3 separate regions of the Homo sapiens genome follow, and all the other regions are linked to region 1. A link is an interaction called in ENCODE POLR2A ChIA-PET data of the cell type or tissue named here. Cell type or tissue: CD4-positive, alpha-beta T cell. All regions are shown on one strand.

Evidence for each region. ChIA-PET counts read pairs that join two places held together with the same protein. Peaks named below come from ENCODE experiments on the same cell type or tissue, not always from the same donor. Only the 100,000 strongest peaks of a DNase experiment are listed, where the experiment ranks them.
Region 2: POLR2A ChIA-PET joins it to region 1 with 15 read pairs; 11 of 35 experiments call an interaction of 5 or more read pairs at or near these places.
Region 3: POLR2A ChIA-PET joins it to region 1 with 20 read pairs; 8 of 35 experiments call an interaction of 5 or more read pairs at or near these places.

What each region holds. Positions count from the first base shown.
Region 1 is chr9:131,265,126-131,273,125 of GRCh38, forward strand. All of the region lies in intron 1 of FAM78A (family with sequence similarity 78 member A), which reads right to left. Among named protein-coding and RNA genes, the nearest start is that of FAM78A, 7.4 kb to the right of the region's middle. RefSeq lists a silencer at 3,714-3,876 and an enhancer at 5,895-6,014. In CD4-positive, alpha-beta T cell, no CTCF peak of the experiment used is centred here; DNase peaks (open chromatin) are centred at 1,286, 3,326, 4,036, 5,646 and 2 weaker places; H3K4me3 peaks cover 7,362 bases; H3K27ac peaks cover 7,732 bases.
Region 2 is chr9:131,368,637-131,376,636 of GRCh38, forward strand. It overlaps a transcript of PRRC2B not described here. Among named protein-coding and RNA genes, the nearest start is that of PRRC2B, 21 kb to the right of the region's middle. RefSeq lists enhancers at 4,186-4,707, 4,708-5,231, 4,724-4,843. In CD4-positive, alpha-beta T cell, no CTCF peak of the experiment used is centred here; DNase peaks (open chromatin) are centred at 4,925 and 5,517; H3K4me3 peaks cover 1,721 bases; H3K27ac peaks cover 1,024 bases.
Region 3 is chr9:131,392,338-131,400,337 of GRCh38, forward strand. PRRC2B (proline rich coiled-coil 2B) reads left to right here and starts at 1,749. Exons shown (of 32, transcript NM_013318.4): 1 at 1,749-1,926. RefSeq lists enhancers at 973-1,122, 2,249-3,010, 3,773-4,534, 6,152-6,231 and silencers at 1,593-1,782, 1,813-1,922, 2,153-2,442. In CD4-positive, alpha-beta T cell, no CTCF peak of the experiment used is centred here; DNase peaks (open chromatin) are centred at 1,384, 1,714, 3,084, 6,114 and 2 weaker places; H3K4me3 peaks cover 4,728 bases; H3K27ac peaks cover 4,080 bases.

The sequences.
Region 1 (8,000 bases):
TTTTTCTTCTGTTTCTTCTTGGTACTTATTGGGGATTTAAACATTCTAATTCTGTTCTCTTAGTAGTTGTCCTTGAAATTTTCCGATTATTTTTAACTTAAAAGTCTAAAGTTAAGCAATATCTTAACCACCTTTCTCCTTTTTTTTGAGACAGAGTTTCACTCTTCCTGGCCAGGCCGGAGTGCAATGGCATGATCTCAGCTCACTGCAACCTCTGCCTCCTGGGTTCAAGCGATTCTCCTGCCTCAGCTTCCCAAGTAGCTGGGATTACAGGCATGTGCCACCATGCCGGACTAATTATTTAGTAGAGATGGGGTTTCACCGTGTTATTCAGGTTGGTCTCGAACTCCTGACCTCAGGTAACCCACCCACCTCAGCCTCTCACAGTGCTGGGATTACAGGCGTGAGCCACCATGCCCGGCCTAATTTTTATATTTTTTTAGTAGAGACGGAGTTTCACCATGTTGGCCAGGCTGGTCTCAAACCCCTGACCTCAGGTGACTGCCCGCCTCGGCCTCCCAAAGTGCTGGGATTACAGGCGTGAGCCACCGCACCTGGCTGTAAACAACCTGAGATTTTCAATGCTGAGACGGCAGAGCCTTGAACCACGCTCAGGGCCCTTCTGAGTGCAGGCCCCGGACAGCTGTCCAGTCTAGGAGCCCAGCAGGCCGTTCACCTCCATGGCTGTGGGCAGAGGCAGGCAGAGCCACCTGTCACACTCCCATCCTCCTAGGGACCCCAAAGGACAGCAGGCAAGTCCAGGCTGGAACCCAGGCGTCAGAATGCTTCCCGGGCTGAAGTGGCTTCCTCAGCCTCCCGCAGCGTCCCTGTCCTGAGTCCCATCATCACCCACCCAACAAACATCTGCAGGGCACCTGCTTTCCATGTCTCACGAAGCCCTGACATGGGTGGACAGAGCCACTGGCCTGGCTGGCAACGGGGAGGCCTGTGTCTCCGGGACACAGCGCCATCCTGGACTCTCCCTCGCCCCTCCAGGCTGTGCCCCTTCTCCTCCTCTGCCTCCACCATGGCCTTACCCCTCCCTGGTCTCCCAGCCTCCTGCAATCTGTTCCCCTCCCAGAAGCAGCCCGAAGGATCTTCTAAAAACACAAATCCGATGGCATGGCTCCAACCCTGTTAAACCGGCCATGACTCCCCTATGCCCTTAAAACCGACGCAATTGAAGCCTAGAGCCCTGCGTGTGTGCACACGTGCACAGCACAAGCACACACACGTGCATGTACACACACGCCCTCCCTGGGCTCCAGGGCCCCAGCCATTCTCAGCTGCTGCAGTGGGCCATGCTCCTCCCTCTCAGGGCCTTCTACCGGGAGCAGCGTCATCCTCGTCCTCATCCTCATCCTCCTCCTCCTCCACTCCTCTTTCCTCCTCCTCCCCCCCACTTCCTCCTCCTCTCCTCTCTCATAGCTGCTCATCACTCAGCTCTGCAGCCACCACCCCAAAGAAGCCTGCCTGGACCCTCCACATGGGCCAGGTGCCTCCTGCTATTCAACGCCACTGGATCTCATCCCACTGCCCCGTGGCCTGTTCATGAGGGTGATTAAATACTGATGCACTCATCTGCTGCCAGTCTCTACCCTAGACAGACCACGAGGCCGTGAGGGCAGGGCCAGGCCTGCCTCGCCCATCACCACATATCTGGGATGTATCACAGCACCTGGCCCAGCTTCAGGCACCATAATGTCTGTGGCCAGGATCAGTGGCTGTCAGTGCACGCTGGGTCTCCCTCGAAGCCCACAGGGCATCTCTGTGAGGAGTCCAGGGCCCCCAAAGTTGCCCTGAGCTTCTGCTTATCCTGCAGGGCTGCAGCTGCAAAAGCCTCTTGTTGGACAGTCACCTTAGCACGCGGTGACAGCAGGTACCACTCCCTGAGCACACGGGCTGCGCCAGGCACCACACCTCCCTGGGGCCGGGGCTGTGGGGAGCATTTAACAGAGGAGACTTACGGCAGTGAGAGGCCGGGTCCAAGGTCACACAACTGGGAAGTAACTGGGCCAAGGTCCCCAACCTGACCCAGCTCTTACCCCACCAGCCTCTAATGGAACCTAAGCGATCCTCTCACCTCAGCCTCGCAAGCTGTTGAGATGAGCCACCGTGCCTGGCCTGATCACCTTTTAAAAGACTCAACTATGGGAGTCTGAGGCTGGAGGTGAGGGGGCATCGCTTGAACCCAGGAGGTCAAGACCAGCCAGGGCATCAAAGCAAGAGACCCTCGCCTGTACGAAAAACTTAAAAATTAGCCAGGCATGGTGGTGCGTCCCTATACTCCCAGCTACTCGAGAAGCTAAGGTGGGAGGATTGCTTGAGCAATCAGGAGGTCAAGGCTGCAGTGAGCTAGGATTGCACCACAGCACTCCAGCCTGGACAACAGAGTGATACCCTGTCTCTGAAAGAAACAAAATCAACTAAATTTAGAAACAACTTTGAAATAACAGGTTGGATATGCTATATATACAGATATACAGATATATGTTCTAATAGGCAATAAATATGTTGCATTAAAATAAAATTTAGCCTTAACCTTAAATGATTTACTCAAATATTATCCCACCTCCTACAAGTGGCTCACATTGGGCACCTTAAGAAACACCTTTACAGATAAAGACTTGAGGCTCCAGGCCGGGCGCGGTGGCTCACGCCTGTAATCCCAGCACTTTGGGAGGCTGAGGCGGGCAGATCACAAGGTCAGGAGATCGAGACCATCCTGGCTAACACGGTGAAACCCCGTCTCTACTAAAAATATATTTTAAAAAAAATTAGCTGGGCGTGGTGGCAGGCACCTGTAGTCCCAGCTACTTGGGAGGTTGAGGCAGGAGAATGGCATGAACCCGGGAGGCGGAGCTTGCAGTGAGCCGAGATGGCGCCACTGCACTCCAGCCTGGGCGACAGAGTGAGACTCTGTCTCAAAAAAAAAAAAAAAAAAAGACTTGAGGCTCCAGGGCAAGGATCTGCCCATGTCACACAGTCTCCCGCTCAGTCCTGGTTTCAGTCCCTCACACAGGCTGGGCAGGAAGTTAGGAATTATTTTACCTACTCCCCAACAGTATGGATTTTATAATCTGATAAAATTTGCAGAAAGTACTCATTCTGTAAAAGCTTTACAATTTTACAGAAACGAATGCCCAAGAGCCCCCATTCCACACTGGACAGGCATCCTGGGTTCCTGACATCCCCCCCGCACTGCCGCCCCCCTGGGCTGTCCCCACCACCACCGGGTCACCAGGCCCTGCTCTCCTGGCCTCCCCAGTACCTGCTCACCAGCTGAGGGAGGGGCTGGAGGTCTCGCCTCCCACAGGGCCTGCCCACGGGGATTCCCCCACCACAACAAACCCCATTCCTTCTGGGACCCAGACACCTTCTCCCTGCCAACCCCACTCCCCTTAACCCAGGCACAGCTGTGGATCACTGGGATCTCACAAGGGGAGGAAAGACCAACAGCGCCTGTTTAATTTTAGTTATAAAAGAAGTGCTTGGCCAGGCACAGTGGCTCACTCCTGTAATCCCAGCACTTCGGGAGGCCGAGGCGGGCGGATCACAAGGTCAGGAGATCGAGACAGAGACGGGTGAAACCCCGTCTCTACTAAAAATACAAAAAAATTAGCCGGGCATGGTGGCAGGTGCCTGTAGTCCCAGCTACTCGGGAGGCTGAGGCAGGAGAATCACTTGAACCCGGGAGGCGGAGCTTGCAGTGAGCCGAGATGGCGCCCCTGCACTCCAGCCTGGGCGACAGAGCGAGACTCCGTCTCAAAAAAAAAAAAAGAAGTGCTCTTAGGCCGAGCGCGGTGGCTCATGCCTGTAATCCCAGCACTTTGGGAGCCAGAGGAAGGTGGATTGCTTGAGGTCAGTTCAAAACCAGCCTGACTAACATGGTGAAACCCCGAGAGGCAGAGGTTGCAATGAGCCGAGATAGCACCACTGCACTCCAGCCTGGGCGACAAGAACAAAACTTCGTCTCAAAAAAAAAAAAAAAAAAAAGAAGTGTATCAAGTGAAAACTGAAACCTACCTCCCCATGCGCCCCTCCCCATGTGCCCCATGTACTCTGGTAAACATCCTTTGAGACCTTGCTCTCTGCATACACACACAGGATATGTTCCCAACTTCAGTATTTTCTTTTTAACAAAAATGGGTTACTACCCTACATATTGTTTGATAACTTTAAACAAAAATGTAACAACAATGTATCATTTCCCCACTTGTCTTCATCGCCTATGGCCCTGCCTCAGAGTCTGCACTGCAGGCAGAGCATAATTTCACTCCCTCTTGAGGGGACACTTGAGTTGTTCCTGGCTTTTTGCTATTAGGAGCCGTGCTGGAGTTAACATCCTCACGTGTGCATTTTTTTTTTTTTGAGACAGTCTAGCTCTGTTGCCTAGGCTGGAGTGCAGTGGCGTGATCTCGGCTCACGGTAACCTCCACCTCCCAGGTTCAAGCAATTCTTGCACCTCAGCCTTCTGAGTAGCTGGGATTAAAGGCACGCACCACCACACCCAGCTAATTTTTGTATTTTTAGTAGAGACAGGGTTTCGCCATGTTGGCCAGGCTGGTCTCGAACTCCTGACCTCAGATGATCCACCTGCCTCAGCCTCCCAAAATGCTGGGATTATAGGCGTGAGCCACCGGGCCCAGCCCATGTGCATCTTTATGTGCTGCTTCTCCCCTTCGCGTGATCATTAACTCACTTGTTCAGTAGATTATTTTTTTGCCTCCAATATGCAGGCCCTGAGCTAGGGGCACAAAGTTTCTACAAGAGGCTCTAAAAGTACAGGCCGGGCACAGTGGCTCACACCTGTAATCCCAGGACTTTGGGAGGCCGAGGCAGGCAGATCACTTGAGGTCAGGAATTTGAGACCAGCCTGGTCAGCATGGTGAAACCCCATCCCTACTAAAATAAAAAAAAAAAAAAAAAAAAAAGCCAGGTGTGGTGGCAGGCACCTGTAATCCCAGCTACTTGGGAGGCAGAGACAGGAGAATCGCTTGAACCCGGGAGGCGGATGTTGCAGTGAGCCAAGATCATGCCACTGCACTCCAGCCTGGGTGACAAGAGTGAAACTGCATCTCAAAAACAAGTACAACCACCGAGCTGAAGGGCTTGCACATGTGGACGGTAACAGGCACAGCTGAGCTCACCTCTCAGCATCCTCACCTGCCTCAACTGTCCTCCCACAAACAACAGGTGAAGACGCTTCCTTCCCCCAAACACTGGGCACGACTGATCTTTTTCAATGCACCCAACTCCAATCAGCAAAACAAAGGATATCAGTATGTAACTTGTCATTTCCCTGATTACTACGGCTGTTGAGTGACGCCTCACTTGGTCTCCAATGTTTGTTTCCAGTGCTTGGAAGGTGGATGAGGGCTGCAGCAATCCCTTGGCCAGGGCTGGTCCTGGGGGAGCTCTCTTTAGGCTGGGTCATCCCCCCTACTTCCTCCCACCCCAAAGCCTTGAAACAAGGACTTCCCTCTCCCACCCACCCCGCCCTTGCCTCCGCCAGGGCCCAGCAGATGGGGGAGGCCGCCTTCCGGTTACAGAGAGGAAGCCTCCTCCTCAATTGTTCTTTGCACAACTGACGCTCAGACCCCGGCTTCAGGAAGAGGCCACGTGGTCAACAGGGACATTCCTCCATGGCCTGTCCCCAGATCTGCTGGCGCTGAGCAACACTGCTCTGGCAACCAGCTTCAGGTCTTAGAAGCTGTGACCACATCATAAAATGAGGCCTTCCTGAGCTCCTGGGGAGGACGCTGGGAGACGGCAGGTGGGAAGGCGCCCGAGGCAGCCATTCTCAGCGTCATCCCAGCAGGACAGGGTGGCACCCAGCGGTCCCTCCACCCCTGCCCTGTCCTTTCCCACCAGTCTTTTTTTTTTTTTTTTTTTTTTGAGATGTGGTCTCACTCTGTTGCCCCAGCTGGAGTGCAGTGGTGCAATCACAGCTCACTTGCAGCCTTGACCTCCCCAGACTCAGGTGATCCTCCCACCTCAGCCTCCCAAGTAACTGGGACTACAGGCACATGCCACCATGCCTGGCTAATTTTTTTGTATTTTTTGTAGGGACAAGGTTTCACTGTGTAGTCCAGGCTGACCACTGGCCGTTCATAACACAGTGACAGCACTCATGCTATAGACAGGTATCTGAAACCCAGGAGAAGGGATAATGTAACAACAGCAACGAGGCAGCCACCTTTCCGGTGACTCCGACAGGCATCGCATAATGCATAAGACATTATTAGTATTACGATTCATAGCTATGGTATTGACGGCTACCATATATTGAGTGCCTGGTATTCGTGAGGTGCTGGGCTAAGGTCTTATCATCACAAGCCTATGAGAGAAGACTCATATTCCCATGTCATAGATGGGAACAGTGAGGCTTGGAAAGGTTAAGAGGCTGGCCCAAGGGTTGGGAGCTGGAGTTCACACCCTGCCATACATGGGCATGGGGTAGTGTCCCCATCCACCCAAAGAAACCCTTTCTATCTGAGCTGCTCCCCCTCCTCCCCGCCCAGTCTGCCCTTTGGCAGAATCCTGAGCCATAAACTGCCCCTGACCTTGGCCTTGGCCATGGGCGTGGCTGTGGGCCAGGTTCCCAGGGGGCTCCAGAGAAGGGCAAACCAGGGACAACGTGGAACTTCTCCCACACAGGCGAGAAATTGTGACTTGTCACTTAGAAGACTCTGTGCCAGCTGACAGGTGGCAGTTGAGGAATTGCGGGGGCCGGGCTGTGGAGGCAGGTGTCTCCAACAATTTGGATGGGGGGGGTTGGCTTTTAAAGCAATGTGGGTTGGACCCAAAGCCATATAGAATCCTCTCATGCTGGCACAGAGAAACTCACTCTTTTCCAGCTCTGTCTGCAAAAGTCAGGGTATTATTGAGATGGTGGTTTTTTTTTTTAATTGTTCCATTTCAAATATTTCAAACCCAGAATGTCATTCTAAAAAGTTATCCTCTTGGCTTAGGGATTAATTTTAAGCAGGGATAACGTTTGGGGGTATTATGGATTTTGGTTAAGTATTTGGAATTAACATTTTGGATACAAGCCCATTTGTAAAGAATGAAAGCCCTAACCTAGCTCTCGCTACCTAGCTGTCCCTTCCCCGGGCCACTAAAGCACAGGGCCTGGGTTTCATTTTAAGGATGTGAATTGTCTGGGTCAAGTCCAGTGGTTCTCCACTAGGTGTGATTTCATAGCCCCTCCTGGGGACATCAGGCCCTCCCTGGGGACATTATTGACTGTCACAGCTTGCGGGGATGTGCTCCTGGCATGGAGTGGGTAGAGGCCAGGGATGCTGCCCAGCCCCCTACCATGCACAGGACACCCCCCACCAGCACAGACAGAATTACCTGACCCTGGGCCAGGCAGAGCAGAGGAACAATTCTGGGCTGGTTGGGGTTTCTGGTCACCCCAACCACTGTTCCCTTTCCTTTTCATGCCACAAGGCTTAAAAACTTGGAAAATGGAAGTCATCACAGGAGGCCTGGGGCAGGGGAGACAGGAAGGGGGTTTTAAATCCCACCCAAGGCTCACACCTGTAATCCCAGCCCTTTGGGAGGCCAAGGCAGGCAGATCACCTGAGGTCAGGAGTTCGAGACCATCCTGGCCAACGCGGTGAAACCCCGTCTCTACTAAAAATATAAAAATTAGCTGGGCATGGTGGCGCATGCCTGTAATCCCAGCTACTCTGGAGGCTGGAGCCGGAGAATCACTTGAACCCGGGAGGCAGAGGTTGTAGTGAGCCAAGATTGGCACCATTGCACTCCAGCCTGGGCGACAAGAATAAGACTCTGTCTCAAAAATAAATAAATAAAAATAAATAAAAATTAAAAAAAAGATAACTAAATCCCACCTAAATGCTTCTATTTCCATTCAGCAAGGAGCTAAAGCAAGGCCGCATCCTGGCCTTCTCCATGAGCCCTTCAAGGGTGCAGGTTGAATCCGGGACTCTGTTCTTTGGTAACTCGGCCCCTTAGGATGATTCTGTTGA
Region 2 (8,000 bases), 100 kb after region 1:
ATTGAGACCATCCTGGCCAACATGGTGAAACCCCGTGTCTCCTAAAAATACAAAAATTATCCGGGTGTAGTGGCATGCACCTGTAATCCCAGCTACTTGGGAGGCTGAGGCAGGAGAATTGCATGAAGCGGGAGGCAGAGGTTGCAGTGAGCTGATATCATGCCATTGCACTCCAGCCCGGTGACAGAGCGAGACTCCGTCTCAAAAATGAATAAATAAATAAATAAAGAGAGCAATGGGGCTTTTGGGAGATGATTAAGTCACGAGAGGTGGATACCATGTAAGGACACAGCCAAAGGACAGCTGTCTCTGAGCCAGGAAGCAGGCCCTCACCAGACAATGAATCTACCAGCACCTTGCTCGTGGAACTTCCCAGCCTCCAGAACTGTGAGAAATACATTTCTGTTGTTTGTAAGCCACTCATTTTATGACATTTTGTTATAGCGGTCCAGACATGCTAAGACAGGTTATAAATACTAACAATAGTGCTAAGCTATTAAGAAAAGGTTGGGCCAGGCGTGGTGGCTCACGCCTGTAATCCCAGCACTTTGGGAGGCCCAGGCGGGCGGATCATGAGGTCAGGAGATTGAGACCATCCTGGCTAACATGGTGAAACCCCATCTCTACTAAAAATACAAAAAATTAGCCGGGTGCGGTGGCAGGCGCCAGTAGTCCCAGCTACTCAGAGACTGAGGCAGGAGAATGGCGTGAACCCAGGAGCGGAGCTTGCAGTGAGCCAAGATAGTGCCACTGCACTCCGGCCTAGGTGAAAGAGCGAGACTCTGTCTCAAAAAAAAAGAAAAGTTTAACTATGTCCAAGATCCTCTATTTAACAGGACAAAGATAGTTTGTTTTTTTTTTTTTTTAGACGGAGTTCCGCTCTTTTTGCCCAGGCTGGAATACAATGGCACGATCTCCACTCACTACAAGCTCTTCCTCCCGGGTTCAAGCAATTCTCCAGCCTCAGCCTCCTGAGTAGCTGGGATTACAAGTGCCCGCCACCACGTCCAGCTAATTTTTGTATTTTTAGTCAAGATGGGGTTTCACCATGTTGGCCAGGCTGGTCTCGAACTCCTGACCTCAGGTGATCCTCCCGCCTCAGCCTCCCAAAGTGCTGGGATTACAGGCATGAGCCACTGCACCTGGCCAATGGATCCATTTCAAAAATCTCTTAATAAATTTTACAAAAACTCACCATGGTGTAAATGTGCCATCATTCTTTGCCTGGCCAAGTTCCTGTGTGTCACCTTGGTGAGGTGCTGCAGCACAACAGAAAGCAGAAGGTCTGTGATAAGCTGCATAGGGGTTCACATCCTGGCTCAGTCAGTTACTCGCTGGGAAAATTACTTCTCTAGTCCTCAGTTTCCTCATTTATTATTATTATTATTATTATTTTGAGATGGAGTCTCGCTCTGTCACTCAGGCTGGAGTGCAATGGTGTGATGATCTTGGCTCACTGCAACCTCCACTTCCCAGGTTCAATAGATTCTCCTGCCTCAGCCTCCCAAGTCACAGGGATTACAGGCACGTGCCACCACGCCCAGCTAATTTTTTGTATTTTTAGTAGAGACGGGGTTTTACCGTGTTAGCCAGGATGGTCTCGATCTCCTGACCTTGTGATCCGCCCACCTCAGCTTCCCAAAGTGCTGGGATTACAGGTGTGAGCCACTGCACCTGGCCAGTTTCCTCATTTCTTAAGTGGGGCAATAAGGCCGGGCACAGTGGCTCATGCCTGTAATCCTAACACTTTGGGAGGCCGAGGCAGATGGATCACTTGAGGTCAGGAGTTCAAGACCAGCCTTGCCAACATGGTGAAACCTTGCCTCTACTAAAAATGCAAAAATTAGCCAGGCATGGTGGCAGACGCCTGTAATCCCTGCTATTCAGGAGGCTGAGGCAAGAGAATCACTGGAACCTGGGCGGCGGAGGTTGCAGTGAGCCGAGATCGCACCACTGCACTCCAGCCTGGGCAACAGTGAGACCCTGTCTCAAAAAAATAAATAAATAAATAAAAATAAAATAAAGTGGGGTAATAATAGTACCTGCTGCAGAGGGTTGTCGTAAGGATTTAATGAATTGATGCATGTAAAGCACCTGCACAGGGCTAGGACGTGAAGTCAGAGTGCACTGGCTGTTTGTGTAGTATGAGTTACTATTCATGTTTCAGCATGCATGCCCCTTACTGGTTCTGAAGAACACAATGGTCTTTGGTTACCAAGATACAAGTAAACAATTGAAGATTACTTTTGGGTGTTCCTACACTGATGAACAATCCTGTGTGTTTTTATCTCCCTAGATAATTTTAATGATCTGGAATGCTCTTAATGACCTAATTTGGGGCTGGGCATTCATACCTATAATCCCAGCACTTTGGGAGGCTGAGGTGGGAGGATTGCTTGAGCTTAGGAGTTTGAGACCAGCCTAGGCAACATAGTGAGATCCCAGTCTCTACAAAATATGCTTTTTTTTCCTTTTTTTTTTTTTGAGACAGAGTCTCTCTCTGTCGCCTAGGCTGGACTGCAGTGGCGCGATCTCGGCTCACTGCAAGCTCCGCCTCCTGGGTTCACGCCCTTCTCCTGCCTCAGCCTCCTGAGTAGCTGGGACTACAGGCACCTGCCACCATGCCCAGCTAATTTTTTCTATTTTTAGTAGAGACGGGGTTTCACCGTGTTAGCCAGGATGGTCTCAATCTCCTGACCTCGTGATCCGCCTGCCTCGGCCTCCCAAAGTGCTGGGATTACAGGCCTGAGCCACCGTGCCCGGCCTACAAATTTTTTTTTTTTTAATTAGCCTGGCATTGCAGTGTATGCCTGTAGTCCCTGCTACTCAGGAGGCTGAGATGGAAGGATCTCTTGAGCCTGGGAGGTTGAGGCTGCAGTGAGCTGTTAATTGTACCACTGCACTCCGGCCTGGGAGAGAGTGAGGCTATGTCTCAAAAAAAAAAAAATCTGACTTGGGAGTATTTTCTTTCTTTCTTTTTTTTGAGACAAGAAATCTCGCTCTGTCACCTAGGCTGGAGTGCACTGACGCGATCTCGGCTCACCGCAACCTCCGCCTCCCAGGTTCAAGCGATTCTCCTGCCTCAGCCTTCTGAGTAGCTGGGATTACAGGTACATGCCACCACGCCTGGCTAATTTTTGTATTTTTAGTAGAGACGAGGTTTCACCATGTTGGTCAGGCTGGTCTCGAACTCCTGACCTAGTGATTCGCCCGCCTTGGCCTCCCAAAGTGCTAGGATTACAGGCATGAGCCACCGCGCCCGGCCGGGAGTATTTTCAAAACAACTCTAAAGCAGAATGCTGTTCAAGTCACCTAATTTCTGCCTCATATGGTGTCTCTTTATATGCATAAGCCTCACTATTTCCCTAGGTCCCTTGGAGATATTATCACGAAGGTGACTGACTGATGGACTTCATCTTTTGGTATCATTATATACTTCCGGTGGCATGTTACCCTTGTTCAGCAAGCCCAAGGGGCACTGCGTGCAGGGATTTTCACTAGACAGGATCGTGTCAGCTTATTAAATATAATAAACAAGTGGCATCAGAAGTAAGATCTACCATTATCCTTTCCTGTTTTTCTGATAACATGGAAATTTTGCATGTTTTCAGGCTGTTGCCATTCTTGCCACTGCCTAGCTTTATCACACCAGAAAGTACAGCGTGACTGAGAATTCATATAAACCTTCCAAAAATCTTCTCTCAGAAAATGAACCGGATCTCTCCTGGGCCTCATACACCTCACAGATAACAAATCTTCATCCAAAAAAACGTTTAGCTTTTTGTTGTGATGAATTTCTTGCGAGTCTTCCATTTAACTTCTTTAACAACTTCACGATGATCTTTGCAGATAAGCTCATTCCCACAGAGGTTCCTTCTCCTACAGAGAATTATGTCGAGGACAGGGAGTTTTTGGTTTTGTTCTTTTTCCCCCACCGATAAAAAACTACAGAAATGAGAGGCCATGCACCAATTTCTGCTGGTCACAGTTCTGGATCCTTCTCCTTTGACCAAATGTCCTCAATTCCCCCACTTGGCTCTGGAGATGGGTTTGTAACCGAGAGACCTCGCTGTCAGCAATTAGCTTCCCCCTCACCCCGCCAGACGGAGTCTCGCTCTGTCGCCCAGACTGGAGTGCAGTGGTGCAATCTCGGCTCACCGCAACCTCCGCCTCCCGGATTCAAGCAATTCTCCTGCCTCAGCCTCCTGAGTAGCTGGGTTTACAGGCGTGCACCACCATGCCCGGCTAATTTTTATATTTTTAGTAGAGACGAGGCTTCACCAGGTAGGCCAGGCTGGTCTCGAAGTCCTGACCTCGTGATCCACCGGCCTCGGCCTCCCAAAGTGTTGGGTTACAGGCGTGAGCCACCGCGCCCGGCCTTTAGCAATTAGCTTTTTGATTTTTTTCTTCCGGTTCCTTTGCTCATAAATCTCTACAAGCGGATCACTGCTCTGCCGCAGAAGCGCCACCTGCCACGACAGACTCAAGTTTGTGTGCTGCCGCTGATGGGTTGTGTCCATTTGCTTTCGGAGAAGGCTCCAAGTCTAGGTTCCGAATTCGGTTGCAAGCTGGGGACCTTACTGGGGGGTTACACAGACCACGGCGTCTGACTTCCTCTCAATCTCACGAGCCAAAGCTCCTGTCAGCATCTTGGACAGTCTTTCCCGGGGCAGCGGCCACCACCCCGCTTCGGCTGGCCCTCCGCCCTCGAGCCGGACTGTCGCTGCACTGGACCGCCTCGCACTACCCAACACACGCAGCACGGCTGCCGGCGCCGGGACCCTGCGGGAGTCAACTGCTAGCATCTCAGCCCAGCTGGCGTGAAAGTTCGTCAAAACCCATGGCGGTATCTCGGCCAATCGGAGCTGGCCAATGGATGAGAGGCAGCTATTTCATTCAATCACGTCCTTCCGACATCCCGCAGCTCTCCCAATCGCAAAACGATGCAGCCAAAGTCGCTCCCGGAAGATGCGCGGAAGGCGGGGAATAGGGAAGGGGTGTGGCCACAGGCCCCGCCTTCCGCTCTGGGCCGCCGCGATTCTGGGCGTGCGTGAGGGAGGGTGGGTGCTGAAGGCGGAGGCAGCACCCACGCCAGGTGAGCCGTCGTTTCTTTGCGTGGATCTTTTAGGATCGCTCGTCTAGGCCGGGCGTGGTGGCTCACGCCTGTAATCCCAGCACTTTGGGAGGCCGAGGCGGGCGGATCACAAGGTCAGGAGATCGAGACCATCCTGGCTAACACGGTGAAACCCCGTCTCTACTAAAAATACAAAAGATTAGCAGGGCGCGGTGGCGGGCGCCTGTAGTCCCAGCTACTCCGGAGGCTAAGGCAGGAGAATGGCGTGAACCCGGGAGGCGGAGCTTGCAGTGAGCCGAGATTGCGCCACTGCACTCCAGCCTGGGCGACAGAGCGAGACTCCGTCTCAAAAAAAAAAAAAAAAAAATCGCTCGTCTACAAAGAAAAGGTAACGTTTGAGGTAATGGATATTTCAGTCACCCTGATTCGTTCATTACACATTGTATGCATGTATCAAAATAACACATATACCCCCCAAATAAGACCTATATCAATTTTAAAAATACCAAAGAAAATCACTCGTCCATACTGTGAGTTAGTGTGGTTAAAACTAAACACACTGTGGCTGGGTGCGGTGGCGCCCAGCGGAGACTCTGTCTCAAAATAAATAAATAAATAAATAAAAACTAAACACACTGCACTGATTCACTTATCCAAGAGTTGCAGGTGACGCCTTCTGTTTATGTTTATCTGTATTCTAAAAAAAGAAAAAAGTCAGAATGATATTAAATTTTGCTAACATGTATTACACAGATTGAACGCCACTCGGCATCAGTCTGTATAATGCATATTGTAAAGTTTAACCTCGCTCTTTTTTTTTTTATTTTTATTTTGAGACAGAGTCTCACTCCATCCCTCAGGCTGGAGTGCAGTGGTGTGATCTTGGCTCACTGCAACCTCTGCCGCCTGGGTTCAAGTGATTCTCCTGCCTCAGCCTCCTGAGTAGTTTGGGATTATAGGCATGCACCACCACGTCCAGCTAATTTTTGTATTTTTAGTAGAGACGGGGTTTCTCCATGTTGGCCAGTCTGGTCTCGAACTCCTGACCTCAGGTGATCTGCCCATGTTGGCCTTCCAAAGTGCTGGAATTACAGGCGTGAGCCACCATGCCCAGCCGATTTTTTTTTTAAGATAACAGATAAATGTAAATAGAAGGATCATATTTCCCACACACATCCCAGGGGACCAGCTTGCACCCTCCCCAGGGTACCACTGCCTCTCTTAGGAGACTCTGCCCCACAACACTTCACTTCATTGTTTGTAGAGAGGCAGAAGCTGGGCAATTAATGTGTAGGTAGACTGGAGACAGACTACCCAGGTTTGAGTCCTGTCCCTTCCATACATGTGCTGAGTGACTTCAAGTCACATAACTTCTCTGTGCAATTTCCTCATCTTCAAAATAAGGGCACTGGCCGGGTGCTGTGGCTCACGCCTGTAATCCCAGCACTTTGGGAGGCCGAAGCGGGTGGATCACGACGTCAGGAGTTGGAGATCAGCCTGACCAACATAGTGAAACCCCGTCTCTACTAAAAATAAAAATTAGCCGGGCATGGTGGTGCATACCTGTAATCCCAGCTACTCGGGAGGCTAAGGCAGGAGAATTGCTTGAATCCGGGAGGCGGAGGTTGCAGTGAGCCGAGATTGCGTCACAGCACTCCAGCCTGGGTGACAGAGCAAGACTCTGTCTCAAAAAAAATAAAAAAAATAAAAAAATAAGGGCATTAACAGTAGCTGTCTAGCAGGGTTTTTGTGAGGATTGAATGAGTTATTATGAAGGTGCTTAGAATAATGCCTAATCCATAATCTGCACTTAATAAATGATGCTGTTGAGGGAATGGGTGTTGTCTCAGAGCAGGTAGGAGCTCGCCATGTTATCTGTCCTTATTTCATTGTCTGCCACAGGCTTTGGGGTCAGAAGGCTCTTGTTCCACATTGGTTCTCCAAGCATGCACATTTTACCTTATAAAATTTACTTAAACTTTCTGAGACTCAGTTTCCTCCTCTGTAAATGAGAACTGATGTTAAGGATGAAATTCGGCTGGGCGCGGTGGCTCAGGTCTGTAATCCCAGCACTTAGGGCAGCCTAGGTGGGCGGATCACCTGAGGTGTTCAAGACCAGCCTGAGGTCAGGAGTTCAAGACCAGCCTGGCCATTGTGATGAAACCCTGTCTCTACTAAAAATACAGAAATTAGCCGGGCATGGTGGCGATTGCCTGTAATCCCAGCTACTTGGGAGGCTGAGGCAGGAGAATCACTTGAACCCAGGAGGCGGAGGTTGCGGTGAGCTGAGATCTCGCCACTGCACTCTAGCCTGAGCAACAGAGTGAGACTGTCTCAAAAAAAAAAAAAAAAAAAAGGCCGGGCATGGTGGCTCACGTCTGTAATCCCAGCACTTTGGAAGGCTGAGGCAGGTGGATCATCACCTGAGGTCAGGCGTTCAAGACCAGCCTGACCAACATGGTGAAACCCCGTCTCTACTAAAAATACAAAAAAATTAGCCAGGTATGGTGGCGCGCGTCTGTAATCCCAGCTAATCGGGAGGCTGAGGCAGGAGAATTGCTTGAACCTGGGTGGTGGAGGTTGCAGTGAGCGGAGATCGCGCCAATGCACTCCAGCCTGGGTGACAGAGTGAGACTCCATCTCAAAAAAAAAAAAAAAGGATGAAATGATAACATGCATGTAGCATGCTTAGCATGGTGCCAGACATGTAGTAGAGTCTCAGTAAACAGTAGCTGTGACAGAGACTACTGGGTGTTCAGCAATCCTCATTTACTTTTCCTCCAGGGCACACCACTGGACTACAATTCCCAGCCCCCTGTGTAGTTAGATGGGGCCATAAGACAGGTATGGATGATGGAATGAGGCCAGAGTGATGGGCATGCTTCCCGGCCTGTGTTTCCTTGTTAACACAACTGGAAGTGGGAGT
Region 3 (8,000 bases), 130 kb after region 1:
CCACCTGCCTCGACCTACCAAAGTGGTGGGATTACAGGTGTTAGCCACTGCGCCAGCCTTACAGATGAAGAACCTGAGGCTCAGTTTATTTATTTAATTTATTTTTTATTTGTTTATTTGCCTTCTATCATTTTTATTAGTTGCTGGGTTTTGAGCACTGGGCCAATTCTATGGCCTTCCTGAAGATGGTCAAGGAACAAAATCGAAAACAAAAATTAGGGTTACATCCTCCCTGTTTTGTAGAGATAGCGAAATATTGAAGACATTGGCAGGGGAATAATGCAGATTTGATGATGTAAAACAGAGTGGCCGGCACTGTAATCCCAACACTTTGGGAGGCCAAGGTAGGTGGATCACTTTAGCGCAGGAGTTCCAGACCAACTTGGCCAACATGGTGAAATCCCATCTCTACCAAAAATACAAAAATTAGCTGGGCATGGTGGCAGATGTCTGTAATCCCAGCTACTCAGGAGGCTGGGGCAGGAGAATCGCTTGAATCTAGGAGTTGGAGGTTGCAGTGAGCAGAGATTGCGGATTGTGCCACTGCACTCCAGCCTGGGGGACAGAGCGAGACTGTCTCAAAAAAAAAAAAAAAGAAAAAAGAAAAAAAGGATAACACTGAAAATGACCATGGATAAAATGTAGGAAAATTCAGAGAATTATAAATAAGGCTATAAAAGTATCCAGAATTCTACTCCCCAAAAACTAAGCTTTGTTCACCAGCCTCAGTTCTGGAGTTAGGCTGAAGTGGGTTAATTTTCCTTCTGGGTCCAGCAGTGTGGCCTGGGGCACATTCTCTCAAAGCCTCCTTTGTCTCACCTGTGAATTAGAACAATAATATCTGCCCCTGGGTTAGGATTAAGTGAGACAAACCACGTGCTTTAGCATAGGGCATGGCCCGCAGCTGGTGCTTAGAGCAACCGTGACTGGAAGAGGGTGGGATGATTTGGGTGCCAGGCCCTAACATTTTTTTTTTGTATTTGCTTTTTGAAATTGCTTTTATAGTTGGTTAGGTGTCTAAAAAAGTAAGAACCCTCCTCCGCTCTCCCAACCTCAAACCACGGAGGTAACCAAGACAGGAGTGCAGTCTCCCGGACCTTTTGTTTTGCAATCACACAAACACACAACACTCAAGAGGAGGGGCTTATTAGTTTTCATTTTGTAAAAATGGGACAAAGTACCCATATTGTGCAACAACCTTGCTTTTGAAATGAAAAAAGTATTATTTCTGCTTCCTTTCCGTTCATATACCGTATACATATTTTAACAAAATCCGGGCTTAGTCTGTTCTGAGGCGCTGCAGTTTTGAAGGGGGAGGGGGCGGAGATCCGGGCTCGCTCCCCCGTCACTGCCCCCTCCATCCCTTCCCCCTCTTTCCGGGCGCCCTTCCCCCGGGCCCAGGCCGGGCCCATGCCCTTCCCAGGCCCCTTCTCTTGGCTCCTGGCCCCTCCTCCGGGTCTCCTCCCCGATCCCCGCTCTGCCCCGTTCTCTCCCGCCTCTCCCGCCGTCCCCGGGCCCCTCCCCACTCCCAGCCCCCTCCCAGCCCCCTCCCGCCGCTCCCCGCCCCTCCCCCCTGGCCCCAGCCCTCGCCCGGCCCCCGGGCCGATCCCAAGGCCGCCGCTCCCGGGAGGCGCGGCAGGGGGCGCTGCGCGGGCCCAGGTTGCGGGCGGCGGCGGGAGGAGGAGGACGAGGAGGCGGGGGCGGCGGCAGGCGGGGGGCGGGGAGCCGAGCGCGAGGGAGCGAGCGGCGAGACAGGCGCCGAGGCTCCACCGCGCAGCGACGAGCGAGCCCGGGAGGAGGGAGGGAGCGAGCGAGCGAGCAGCCCGCGCCGCCGCCTCGCAATCCGCCGCCATCCCGCCGCCCCCGTGCCCGACCGCCGCCCGACTGCCATCGCCCGGCCCGGCCGCGCCCGCGGAACCAGACCAGGTGGGTCGGGGCCGGGGCCGGGGCCGGGGCGTGGGGGCGGCGGCGCTAAGATGGAGGCGGCGCGGCCCGGCCGGGCTTTGTCTCCCGCGGCCGCCGCCGGGGGCCCGGGGGCCCTGCGGCCCTGCCCGACCTTTGTCCGCGAGCGCGGCCGCCGCCGCCTCCTTCCCGCCGGGCGCGGGGCTGCGGGGCTGGGAGGCCGCGGGGCCTGGGGGCGGCGGGCCCGGGCGCGCTCGCCATTGTTGTGGCGGCGCCGCGCGGCCTCAGGCTCGGGCGGGGTCCAGGGGCCGCGCGACTCCCTCAGGGCTCGCCCGCCACCCCCGTACCCCCGAGGCCGGGCCGGGCTGCAGAGGCCGGAGGGGCGGGGGTCCCGGGCCCGCAGCCGGGTCTCGGGGTTCTGGGGCCGGCGTCTTTGCTCCCCGCCCCGCCCAATTGACGGAGCAGCGCGCCCGAGGCGGGATCCTGCGGGGTCGGGCCTTGGGTCCGGGGCGCTGAGCGGCGTTCGCGGGGCCGTTCCTGGCGCGGGGTGGGCCGGGCCCCGGCGGCGCTAAAGTTGGCGGCTGGGGGAGGGAGGCGAGCGGCCGCCCAGTCTCGGTGTGAGTGCGGGAACCAGAGGGTTATTTTCGAAATGCTGAATGCTCCATGCTAAAAATGTTTAATAATAAACAGGATGTCGCCACTCGGGGCCTGCCAGATGGGGTTTTTTTTTTTTTCCTCCTCTTTTGCCTCCCCTCAACCCCCAGGAGAGAAATTCAGCCCTGTTGAAACTGTGGGCCTCTGAAGAGTGGATTTGCCTTAAGAGGTGGATTTTTTTCCTTTTTCTTTTTTCCTCCTTCTAAATATCGTGGGAGGTCGGAGCCCACCTTTAGGCAAGAATTGGAGGTGTTTTCAGTGGTGAGCTTGAAGGAAGTGGGAGAAGGGGGGCTGGGGAGTGTCTTTTGCTAAATGGCTTCCTGGGAGAAATCTTTAAATGCCTTTGGTTTACAGGACTGTTAAACTTTCCCTAAGATTTTTTTTTTCTTTAAGGTTTAGTGTGCATTTGATGTGGCTTTGTACAGTGTCATCCAGTTTGGTTTTTGTAACCAATTGTGTGCGGTCTTAGCATGGTTTTTCCGAATCTCGCTGCAGCCATTTAGTCATGTCTATGCACAGCGCTGTGGTGTAAGGTGGGACTGGGGAGGCCCAGGCATTGGGGTGCAGATCCTGCTTCTTTCTTCCGTAAACCTAGTGACTCTGGGGCTGTCTGAGGCTTCATCTGCATAAATCGGGGCGTGCACCCTCCACCTGGCAGGTTTGGGCAGCGGTGAAGGGCCTAGCAGAGGGCCTGGCACAGTTAGTGGTTCCTCCTACGGTTGTTGGTATAACTGCTGTCAAGTCCTAGGACAGACGTGAGCCCCTTGTGGTGCCACCCATAGAGCCAAACTGTGCCCATGGATGCCACAGGTGCTGGCCTAAGGCATGGACAATACAGAAGGAATTCAAGGCCCAAACATTAGTGGGCGCTTATACAGTGCTGAGCCTCTCGGGAGGCAGGGATGGGAAAAAGTAGCATTTGGAGGTCTCTAGAACTTAGTAGACCCGGAGTGTGTGGCAGTTGGTCAGTTTAAGGCAGGGTTAGAACAGTACGAGATGCTCAGGACAAACAGACGCCCAAGGAGTCCTGCCTTCTGAGGATAACTGCTTTCCTTGGGGATTGGCAGATAATCATCTGAGAGTGAGTTTCTACTTGTTTGGGCAAGTGTGTCTCTTGGAGCCTGCGCAGCTGGATTCTGGTCCTCATCGGGTTACCTTTACAAAGCAAGTCTCTGAGGCTCAGATCTTGCATCTGTAAAATGGGAATAATTATGCCTGCCTTGGGTATCTATTAGGGCTCTTGGGAGCCTCACTTAAGATTCACAGTGAATTGTTTTCTCTCCATAGGAAGGTGATGAAATGTATGTGTTTGTTGATTATCTGTTTTTCTGGTTCCTTTCTCCTTCCTTCCTCCCTTGCCCTCTTCCTCTCTCCCTCCCTCCCTTTCCCTTCCTTTTCCTTCCTTCCCTTCCTTCTTTTTTCTTTTCTTTTCTTTTTTTTTTTTTTTTTTTTGAGACAGTCTCACTCTGTCGCCCAGGCTGGAGTGCAGTGATGTGATCTCAGCTCACTGCAACCTCCGCCTCCTGGGTTCAAGCGATTCTCGTGCCTCAGCCTCTGGAGTAGCTGGGATTACAGGCATGTGCCACCACACCTGGCCAATTTTTGTGTTTTTAGTAGAGACAGGGTTTCACCATGTTGGCCAGGCTAGTCTCAGACATCCGACTTCAGGTGATTTGCCTGCCTTGGCCTCCCAAAGTGCTGGGATTACAGGCCTGAGCTACCGCGCCCGGTCTTCTTTCTCTTAATGCTTATTTTTTCCTCTTCTCTTGGTTGATGGAACTGTGACTTCCCCACCCCAAATTCTATGGCCGGCTAATGTTTTGCTATGGTGACTATCACCCATCTACCTGGAAGCACCAGAATGGCTTAGTACAGCTAGGGAGCTCAGCCAGATCTCGGTGTCTGCTGTTTGAGATTGTGTGGAAGGACTATTGCTAAGAAGCAGGAGACAGACTGAACCCAGTGTTGGCCACAAGTGAGGACTGAGACCCAGGTCACCTCTTGGCTGAACATGTTAGCTTGTTGGTAAATGGCTCTGCAGTGGTTCTGCATTTTATTGGGGAATTTGTTTTGGTTCATTTTGGCATTCCCGCAACCATCTTGTTGGTTTTTTGGTAAAATGTGGCACCCCCTCCAGACCTCCTAGCTGTGGAACTGAGATATTTTAGCAGGGTCCTGTCATCCTTTGATTTTTCCTCGCTTCCTGCCTCTTGGCCCTTCCTTTTTGTCTGACTTCACTCGGGCCCAGTCTGGCTCTATACTGTTAACTGGTTAGTTAGGCCAGGAGATAGTCGCTGCCTCTCCCATGAGCTTCTGCATACCTGTGAATTTTGGTTATCTGTGGCCCCCTAATGCTGATTGCATGCCCTTGCCTTAGGCCCTAAGCCCACTGTGTGGGCGTCCCATCTCGTACAGTGGCCGTCTCCAGCCTCCACTGGGCCCAAATAGGTAAAAAGAAAGCCTGGGGAAGGAAGAGCCAGGAAACCTCGGGAGAGTGGAATTTCAGGAATGGCAGGTCAGAACTGGTTCCAGCATGGGTCCCTTTGCCTTGTGCTTAGCTGAGGGATTTTTGTTATTAATTTTTTTTTTCCTGTTCAACACTCCTAACCTCTTTTGAATTTCAGTTCTCTTTTTTTATCCTGAAGGATTATTTTATTGTACTTTTGAGGGTTTTTTTTTTTTTTTTTTTTTGCCTTGCACAAAGTACTGACTCATGTTGCTAATGGCTGTGGCTGTATGCTAGTTATATGTCTCATTATCCTACCCCTTAAGATTGATCATTTCTGTGTTGGTTTCTATTTCAAACCAGAATAGGCCAGGTGGGTCAATTCATGTATTTCTGAATTCAATAATGAGGCTTCCCTACCGTGAAATGTACATATCTTGTCATGGGCGGACAGGTACTAAATAGAGCCTATCTATACTAGATTTTAAAACAATGGATTTCTCCCCAAAAAACAACATTTCCAGCAGACAATGGGCTTTGTGCTCCAAATCTTGTAATTTTGGTTTTAAATAAATTTCATGTAAGGAGGCAGGGCTAACTAGACTGTCTTCTTTTCAGATCATAACTTGATCTCTTTTTAAGATTATTTCTGGGACTTGTACAGCCTCAGGAAACTTGGGTCTGTCATTGGGACAAAGAAATACAGGCACTGGCTGTGGTGTTGGAGATGGGAGCGACATGGGATATGGTGAGCTTTGTTTCTGGTGAAATAGAATTGTTTGTCATTAGCTTTAGGTTTAAAAGGTGCCATTCAGACTGGACCTCCTCACCTGGGAGCTGGCAGACCTGGGCCTTGCCATTGGCGATATTACTGTTTATACCTCTGGGTGGCACGTGGGAAATCTCTTTTGTGCTGGGAGGTAGGTTTGTCTTAGTGTCTTGAGCCAGAAGTTGTGGTTGAGCTTTGTTCTCAGCTGTACTTGTTGGTTTTCTGTGTGACCTGAGAAGCATCCTTCGTCCGAGCTGAAGTGCACCTCCGAGGTGCTGGCAGCAGCACTGATTTGTGAAGCATTGCGTGCAGCAGGAGTAGCTGGCAGAACAAAGCCTATCTCAAGTTGCTGGCGGTCTTTCACATCTTGTACAGGACTTCCTTCCGTTCTTACCTCTGCAGCCAGTTGTGTGGCTTCCGTCTGGACCGTCTTCCTCCTTTCCAAGATAACCATCAGTCTTTTTCTCTGTGGGGCTGCAGCAGCAGTATTTATTGCATTTTTAATTGACTTGTCAGGCAATAGATACTCCTTGAGCACCTATCATTTGCCAGGCATTGTACAAGGCCCTTTAAATACATTTTTCTTGTGGTAGGGCAAGGTGGCTCATGCCTGTAATCCCAGTACTTGGGGAGGCCAAGGCAGGTGGATTGCTTGAGGCCAGGTTAAGACCAGCCTGGGCAATGTGATGAAAATAAAAAAATGCCTCTTAAAAGAAAAAATTAGTAGGGTATAGTGGCGCATGCCTGTAGTTCTAACTACTTGGGAGGCTGAAGCAGGAGGATCACTTGAGCTTGGGAGGTTGAGGTTGCAGTGAGCCGTGATCATGCCACTGCACTCTAGCCTGGGCGACAGAGTGAGACCCTGTCTCAAAAGAATAAAAAGTAGGTCGGGCACGGTGGCTCACGCCTGTAATCCAAGCACTTTGGCAGGCCGAGGTGGGCGGATCACCTGAGGTCAGGAATTCAAGACCAGCCTGGCCAACATGGTGAAACCCCGTCTCTGCTAAAAATACAAAAATTAGCTGGATGCCGTGGCGAGTGCCTGTAGTCCCAGCTACTCAGGAGGGGTGAGGCTGGAGAATCACTTAAACCTGGGAGGTGGAGGTTGCAGTGAGCCGAGATTGTGCCACTGCATTCCAGCCTGGGAGACAGAGTGAAATTCTGTCTCAAAAAAAAAAAAAAAAAAAAAGTCTGGGCACGGTGGCTCACACCTATAATCCCAGCATTTTGGGAGGCTGAGGTGGGCGGATCACGAGGTCAGGAGATCGAGACCATCCTGGCTAACACGATGAAACCCCGTGTCTACTAAAAATACAAAAAATTAGCCGGGCGTGGTGGCGGGCGCCTGTAGTCCCAGATACTCAGGAGGCTGAGGCAGGAGAATGGCATGAACCCGGGAGGCGGAGTTTGCAGTGAGCCGAGATCACGACACTGCACTCTAGCCTGGGCCACAGAGCGAGACTCCATCTGAAAAAAAAGGAAAATACTGAAAAGAATAAATGCCAAAATAAATATATAAATCACTTGTGACCTCACCATCCAGAGCTAACTGCAGTAAAGTTGCTGGTGTGTTTCTTTCCTCTGATAATGTCTGTGTTTTCTAAATTAGAGCAATAGTATATATACATTGAATACACAGTTGATAGCTTGCTTTTCCCCTTTTAATGTTATAGTGTATTCCTCTACGTTATTTTTATAATTATATAATTGCTATTATACGGATATGCCATAATTTATTGACTCCTGTATTCGTAGACATTTAGATTATTGTTGCCCTCTTTTCCCTCCTATAAGAGAAACTGTAGGGAGCATCTCGGCATGTTAAGTCTTGGTCCACGTGGCTGATTATCTCCCATAAGTGGAATTTCTGGGGTCAGAGGATTGCAGGTTTGTTCTTCTCTTCTGGACAGGATCGGTTGTCTCCTTCAGTCTTTGTCACCTCCCTCTCCAGCCTTGAGCCCAAGGCAGTCTCTTTCTTAGTTTTTTCTTTTTTGAGGCAGGGTCTCACTTTGTCGCCCAGTCTGGAGTGCAGTGATGTGATCTCAGCTCACCGTAACCTCTGCATCCTGGGCTCAAATGATCCTTCTGCCTTAGCCTCCCAAGTAGCTGGGATCCTATAGGCATGCGCCACCATGCCTGACTAAGTTTTGTATTTTTTTGTGGAGACGGGGTTTCGCCATTTTGCCCAGGCTGTTTGTTTTTCTTTTCTTTTCTTTCTTTTTTTTTTTG